Regions from separate parts of the Homo sapiens genome. Here all the other regions are linked to region 1. Evidence: chromatin loops called from intact Hi-C (ENCODE). Cell type or tissue: spleen. All regions are shown on one strand. Region 1 overlaps MARK3 (microtubule affinity regulating kinase 3). Region 2 overlaps EIF5 (eukaryotic translation initiation factor 5). Region 3 overlaps MARK3 (microtubule affinity regulating kinase 3).

Region 1 (2,500 bases):
AATTGAGTTTTCAGGTTCCATGAGTTTAAAAAAAACTGTTTATTAAAAATTGTGGTTCTGGAAAATAACAATAGTTGCCATTTGGTGATCACTTAACTGTATACCAGCCAGCAATACTTTGTAGAGTATCTCATTTAAAATATGTAATATGGTTTTATTTAATTAGCTTTTTTTTTTTTTAAATTTCCTGAGGCGGAGTCTCACACTGTTACCTGGGCTGGAGTGCAGTGGCACGATCTCGCTCGCTGCAACCTCCGCCTCCCGGGTTCAAGCGATTCTCCTGCCTCAGCCTCCCAGGTAGCTAGGATTACAGGCAGCCGCCACCACACCCAGCTAATTTTTAAATTTTATTTTATTTTTTGAGACAGAGTTTCACTCTTGTTGCCCGGGCTGGAGTGCAGTGGCATGATCTTGGCTCACTGCAACCTCCGCCTCCTGGCTTCAAGCAATTCTGCCTCAGCCTCCCGAGTAGCTGGGATTACAGGTGCCTGTTACCATGCCCAGCTGATTTTTTTGTATTTTCGGTAGAGACTGGGTTTCACCATGTTGGCAGGCTGATCTGGAACTCCTGACCTCATGATCCTCCCACTTCCCTCCTCGGCCTCCCAAAGTGCTGGAATTACAGGCGTGAGCCACTGTGCCCCGGCTTAATCAGCTTGTCAACTTCTAAGCACAACCTGTTGAATCAAGCTGTTTGGGCCTTATCAGAAAAAAGTTGGCCTATAGTTTCAGCTACTCAGGAGGCTAAGGCCAGAGGATCACTTGAGGCCAGGAGTTCCAGTCGACCTGGACAACATGGTGAAACTATGTATCTTAAGAAAGAAAAAAAAAAGTTGATCTCTGAAGAATTCATGAAAATATTTAGTCAGTTTTCAGGGAAAGATCTTATAGACTTCAATTTGAGCATCCTTATCTTATGTATGTAAATGAGGTAAAGGTTGAAATTTGCAGTAAATAGAATTTTGGTCATTTAAGTTATGTAGCTCATGATATATACATTGTATAACTATTTAGACTTACATGGTGCATGATTTACATTGTAATTACATAGAGGCTTATACAGTCTAATAAAAATTAATATTAACTATTTGATTGCAAAGAGGATTGTTCTGCATTTTATTACTTTTTTTTTTTTTTTGAGACAGAGTTTCACTCTTGTTGCCAGGCTGGAGTGCAATCTCGTGACCTTGGCTCACTGCAACCTCCGCCTGCCAGCCTAAGTAGCTGGGGTTACAGGCACACACCACCATGCCCAGCTAATTTTTTGTATTTTTAGTAGGGATGGGGTTTCACCATGTTAGCCAGGCTGGTCTCAAACTCCTCACCTTGGGTTATCCGCCTGCCTTGGCCTCCCAAAGTGCTGGGATTACAGGCTTGAGCCACTGCGCTCGGCCTGCATTTTATTATTCTAAGATATAGCCAAATTTTATGCCTGGAATTTTTTCCTGGGCTGGAACAAATTCCTAGTAAGAGTCAGGGAATATTCCGTGACTTGTGGCTTTGGTTAAAAAAGAAAAAGGAGTCAGGGAATGCAGTACCCTCTGATCACCACTGGGAGGACTAAAGCAGAAAATTCATTTGTCTCATATCCATTTTCAAATTTCAAATTAAACATGAAGGAGAAAATAAATCTCTTACCTGGGAAGCTTTAATGTCCTGTCTCACACAAGAAGTTAAAGGTTGTGCTTGGAGTTGGTCTGCAAAAGTAATAAGGAATTTGTACTCACCCGTCTGCACCTGCTTGTACAGAACAATTGGAAGGGCAGAAGTTGGCTTTGAAAGAAAAGGCCTTTTTTTGGAGGTGGGAGGGGCATCCAATTTTGTCTTCAGCCGAGAGTTCGCTAGCACTACACTCTAGCCACTCAAGCTGCTCAACTATGGTTGGTCTTGTGTACTTCTGTGTGCACTAGATAAGACATTGTTTCTGTGGGTTATGTGGGACCTTGAAGTTCAGTGTTGAAGCTCAAACAAAGCAGGTGTTTTTTCTGTATTTCTTGTTGACAGGCATTTGCTTTTTGTTGGACCTAAATATTGTGGGGTTTGTGTATGGACATTTGACACAAAAATCTGTATTGGTAGAATTTAATATAAAATCAGAGAAGTTGAATTCACAGGTTTTGTTCATAGAATTTTACATAACTCTAGTCTTTTTTCTTTTTTTGTGATGGAGTCTTGCTCTGTTGCCCAGGCTGGAGTGCAGTGGCATGATCTTGGCTCACTGCAACCTCTGCCTCCTGGGTTCAAGTGATTGTCCTGCCTCAGCCTCCCGAGTAGCTGGGATTACAGGCACCCGCCACCACGCCTGGCTAATTTTTGTATTTTTAGTAGAAACGGGGTTTCACCATGGCCAGGCTGGTCTTGAACTCCTGACCTCAAGTGATCCACCTGCCTCGGCCTCCCAAAGTGCTAGGATTATAGGCATGAGCCACAGCGCCTGGCCACAATCTTACACTACTTTCCTGAAGGGATGTGTGATGGAAAGAGTCTGGGCTTGAAAGTG
Region 2 (2,500 bases), 51 kb before region 1:
CACATTTGGATCACATTTATACAGTTATAAAAATAAAGGTTTGATTTTGGTCGTTCTTCAGATGTTTGGCTCTGAATGACTTAAGCTGAAGTAACTGGCTCCTTACTTTAAATGTTCTGCCATCATTTCACCTGATGAGCATTCTTGGAGCCTGCCAGATATTGTTAGGTCCTGGGGCTGCAAAGAGGTCCTCAACAGGATGTAAAGCAAACTTAATTGTAATTAATTTATTCAGCCCATTAAGAAAGTACTAAAGTTTTATCTCTGTAGTTCCTCAAATTGGCATCTGGTAATGTACATTGTGAGGTAGACTGATAATGAAATGACAGTGTAACATCTTAACCAAGAAGTAAATATGACCTCAGTGTCCTATAAATAATGTAAGAGCAGGATTTGAAACTTGGAGAGCTGTTTTCTCATTTCATGTACACTTGCCCCAAATTGTCTTTGAAGTCGTGTGCATTGCACGTTGGATGAGCCAGGGAAATTATTACATTAACAAGCATTTTGTGTGTACGTAGTAGTTACTTTGTACTGAGAGAACTTGCTTTGGGGTGCAATTAATAAACTGATTTTATTTGGGAGAAACAAGGAAGGGTGCACTTAACTAGCAACCTAAGCATGATTTTTCAGCTTTTGCCCTTAGGGTTTAAATTACAATTCCAAAATGTTAGACATACTGTATTTTTTCGTTCAGTGTGGCTTTAATTTTCCCCTCTTGCAGTTTGTTCTGTAATGCCTTTTACATTTGGACACATAGTTTATGCTTTTTAGATTTTGGTTGCTTTCTTGCCAAAATAAGTGTTAACTGTGTTTCAAACTTGATTTTCTTTCCTTTTTCTTTTTTTTTTCTTCCAGAATGTCTTATTTAAAAAGAAAGCTAAAAGCATACTTCTAAGTCAGAGCCTCTATTTTGGTGTAAGACTTGGGATATTTTTTACTTCACATTGAATATAGCCAGGCACCCAAGAAGTCTGATGGCCACCTGAGTGCAGGTGACAAGGACCTGACAGAGCCCATGCAGGGCTTTAGATTTGGACACACAAGAGTTGATAACTTCCTCATGAACTCCTTGCCTGATCTAAACTCATATTATGGGTTCTGACTGTTTGAGTAATCATCTTCAAGGTTAAACCTCTTGGCAGTTACCCTTTTCACAAAGTGCACAGTGGGAATCGAGAATCGATAGGGTTAATTTTGGAGCAGTGGCTTATACCATTCACCTCTGTTTTTTTGTGATTATTTCACAGATAATGAGACCTTAATAACAAATAGGCGTAAAAAAATTTTCACATTGAAATGATAGAAACATTTGATGTAATAAAACTTGGTTGGCTTGATATTTTAAGGAATTGAAACCTAGCAATCTTATTGGAGAGACAAGAATTGGTCTCCAGCTGCCTTTGATCAAGATTCGGGTGCAAGTGGAGCAGGAGCCATATACCTGGAGGGAATGTGCTTTGTCACACCAAAGAGGATTTTTTTTTCTTCAAACTTGTATGTTGCCTAGGTTTCAAATTCTTTGCCGCAAGGCTGATCTGCTTTCATTAACTGGAATTCTGTAGGAGATACTGGTGACCTAAGCTAAGTTGCACTCAGCATACTCAGTGTCAAGCTAATGAGGTTCTATTATAAAGGTTCTACTTTTAATCTGAGGGAAAACATGTTCAGGGCTTCTAGAACACTAAAAAATTTGGCTTAAACCAGTGTTCAGTCTGGTGCCAAACTTCGAATGGAATACAAATTCACATAATCTGAACTTTGTTCACAGGTTATCCTAATAGAGTAATTCTTCACTTTGCTCTATTGAACTGTCTTAAGGATTTGTTTAAACAGCTAAGTTACTTGATTAAAATAATGATAAAATTGTATTTTGTCTTTGCTTTAATATTAAAGTTAACAAGTTTTCATTTTATAATGAGATCAAAGCATTGGAATCTGCCCTGTTTTGTAGCCGTTGCTTTGGATTTGTGTTGGATGTATCCTGCAGTTACACTTGCCAGCCCCACTCACAAAAGTTGTTCATTTCATTGGGTCACTGGCTTTATTTGCTAGTCTTGTCTGTGAACTGAGCATCTGCCTCAGTTTTATTACTTGAAATCTTGGCAGGTGCTTAATAGGGAACATACATACAGCTATGTAACTGTGAATAATTGTATATATCTCTAGTTAAGAATGAGGGAATGGGGAGGTTTGCTTTCTAAACAAGTGCATTCTGAAATTGACTTAAAAATTTTTAGTGTGGGTCCTAAAGTTTAGAGATGGGCAAGGAGGTCTCTAATCCACCGCTTCCCGCTTGAGAAGGGAGGGGTATCAAAATTGAGCCCCAAGCTGTTTGTTCCAGTGTACCAAGCACTGACTTTATGCCTTTGGCCTGGAGATGGCAGAAGTGAAAGCTGGCCATCTGCAAAAAGCAGATAAGTGAGTTTGAACCTTTTGCATTTTGTTAGCTCAGTCAGTCCTCATCGTGGTCCTGAGGCATAGGTACTGTTGTACCAAG
Region 3 (2,500 bases), 81 kb after region 1:
AGCTCATGCCTGTAATCACAGCACTTTGGGAGGCCAAGGTGGGTGGATCACGAGGTCAGGAGATCGAGACCATCCTGGCTAACACTGTGAAACCCCGTCTCTACTAAAAAAAAAAAAATATATACAAAAAAAAAAAATTAGTTGGCATGCGCCTGTAGTTTCAGCTACTCCGGAGGCTGAGGCGGGAGAATCCCTTGAACCCAGTAGGCAGTGGTTACAGTGAGCCGCGATTGCGCCACTGCACTCCAGCCTGGGCGAGAGAGCTAGACTCCGTCTCGAAAAAGAAAAAACAAGCATTTGACTCTGTCTTTTAAGATTACCACTGGATTATCATATCTGAGGCATATACTAGTTATCATGTTCATTTCCAAGATTCTTTGCCCTCTGAATCTCCTGTGCTGCTATTGGAGTCTCTATATGGTTTACTACAGGACATTAGTCTGTCATCCACATGTCCCTAGGCACATGTCCCTGGACACACTCCTCCTGGAGTGGCAGGAATGACTAGTGACCTCCACCGACTTCCTCCCTGTCGCTTGCATGATTCCTCTGCTTCTACACCTTCCCCTGTCTACTCAAACTCCGGTTTATCTAGAAGATTATGAGTGCTTTTAAAAAGATCCAAGATAAAACTTCAAAAGAAGTGGCCCATAAAATCTATACTTTTCTCTTCCAAAAGGTGATGGCATCTCTCCTACAAAAGAGGATGTAATTCACTCAGATGTACAAGATGAACTGGTTCATTCTGCTTGTTACGTATGCATCTAATTAGTTTGAATCTATGCAGTACCACCACCTTAAGATGTTTCCAAAGGACAACTCTAAACTCTTACTATTAAAAAAAAAATGTTTTAAGTAGAAAGGAGTATTAAGTGAAATTTCAATATTGAATTCATTGCATAAGGCAAACATTAGATATAAGTGGGAAACATCTTAGAGGATTTTACTGTTTTACATTTTTTAGGTGAATAGCAACCTTAGATCATCTTACAAAATATGGTTACTGTCACAAAATAAAACTTGAAACTATATTCAGTCATTTAAAAAATGAACTCTTTATTTTAGCTGGACCAGCTATTCCTTCTGTTGTGGCGTATCCGAAAAGGAGTCAGACCAGCACTGCAGATAGTGACCTCAAAGAAGATGGAATTTCCTCCCGGAAATCAAGTGGCAGTGCTGTTGGAGGAAAGGGAATTGCTCCAGCCAGTCCCATGCTTGGGAATGCAAGTAATCCTAATAAGGCGGATATTCCTGAACGCAAGAAAAGCTCCACTGTCCCTAGTGTAAGTGTTGTTGAACTATAGAGTGGTCTTAGGGTGGTAGGGTTGGAACCAGCTAGACACCAGGTGTTCATTTTACTCCTGTGGTCTCTCGTACTGGAATGCCCTCTCTACTAGGCAGCCATGCCCAATCTTAACTTACAGAAATCCTACCTGCTGCATTGTAGGTATTTATTGTTGACACTCTCTTAGTTCATTCTTGCTGCTGTAACAAAATACCTGAGACTGGCTAATTTATAAAGAAAAGACATTTATTTCTTAACAATTCTGGAGGCTGAGAAGTCCAAGATGAAGGCACCAACAAGTTCCGTGTCTGGCAAGGGCCCTGTTCTCTGCTTCCAACATGATGCCTTGGTGCTGGCATCCTCCAGAGGAGACAAATGCTGTGTTGTCATGTGGCTGAAGGGACAGAAGGGGTGAACTCACCCCCTCAAGCCCTTCTATAAAACACTAATCTGGCCGGGTGCGGTGGCTCACGCCTGTAATCTCAGCACTTTGGGAGGCCGAGGTGGGTAGATCACGAGGTCAGGAGTTCAAGACCAGCCTGGCCAAGATGGTGAAACGCCATCTCTACTAAAAATACAAAAATTAGCTGGGCGTGGTGGCAGGCACCTGTAATCCCAGCTGCTCAGGAGGCTGAGGTAGAGAATTGCTTGAACTCAGGAGGCAGAGGTTACAGTGAGCCGAGATCGCATCACTGCACTCTAGCCTGGCGACAGAGCGAGACTCCTTCTCAAAAAAAAAAAAAAAGATACTAATCCCTTCATGAAGGCGGAGCCCTCGTGGCCTAAACACCTAAAAGACTCATCTCCAAATACTGTTTTCTCCTATGGGAGATAAAGCTTAAACATGAGTTTTGGAGGGGACACATTCAGAGCATAGCACACCCACCATAGACACTAGATGGTGATAGGTCCTTTATTTCAAGGCCTGGTTCCAGTTATTTCGGACACCTGCTGAGCCTTAGGTTGTCAGGTGCTGAGACATGGAAAGACCTCACAGTCTAACAGGAAGTGAATGAAAACAGTGACAGTGCAGATGGAAGCCTACGTGCACACACGGGGAGGTCTGACTGCCAGTGCCCCAAAGATGTGGTGTTCACACTGAGTCTTCAAAGAGCTCTAATGATGAAGAGTGTTGGCTGAGTTCTTACCATGTGCCAAGGACCATGCTCAGTGCTTTTTCATGGATTAGCTACATTTTAAGGTGAAAAAAAAGTT

Evidence for each region. A loop is a pair of places that touch in the nucleus more often than their neighbours do. Peaks named below come from ENCODE experiments on the same cell type or tissue, not always from the same donor. Only the 100,000 strongest peaks of a DNase experiment are listed, where the experiment ranks them.
Region 2: a loop joins it to region 1, with 3 times the contacts of the local background. A loop is called at or near these places in 71 of 110 quality-filtered maps.
Region 3: a loop joins it to region 1, with 2.2 times the contacts of the local background. A loop is called at or near these places in 2 of 110 quality-filtered maps.

What each region holds. Positions count from the first base shown.
Region 1 is chr14:103,392,640-103,395,139 of GRCh38, forward strand. All of the region lies in intron 1 of MARK3 (microtubule affinity regulating kinase 3), which reads left to right. Among named protein-coding and RNA genes, the nearest start is that of MARK3, 8.5 kb to the left of the region's middle. In spleen, a CTCF peak has its summit at 1,534; no DNase peak of the experiment used is centred here; H3K27ac peaks cover 1,619 bases.
Region 2 is chr14:103,341,301-103,343,800 of GRCh38, forward strand. EIF5 (eukaryotic translation initiation factor 5) reads left to right here. Exons shown (of 12, transcript NM_001969.5): 12 at 1-2,500. Among named protein-coding and RNA genes, the nearest start is that of SNORA28, 4.7 kb to the left of the region's middle. In spleen, no CTCF peak of the experiment used is centred here; no DNase peak of the experiment used is centred here.
Region 3 is chr14:103,473,928-103,476,427 of GRCh38, forward strand. MARK3 (microtubule affinity regulating kinase 3) reads left to right here. Exons shown (of 18, transcript NM_001128918.3): 13 at 1,066-1,283. Among named protein-coding and RNA genes, the nearest start is that of CKB, 48 kb to the right of the region's middle. In spleen, no CTCF peak of the experiment used is centred here; no DNase peak of the experiment used is centred here.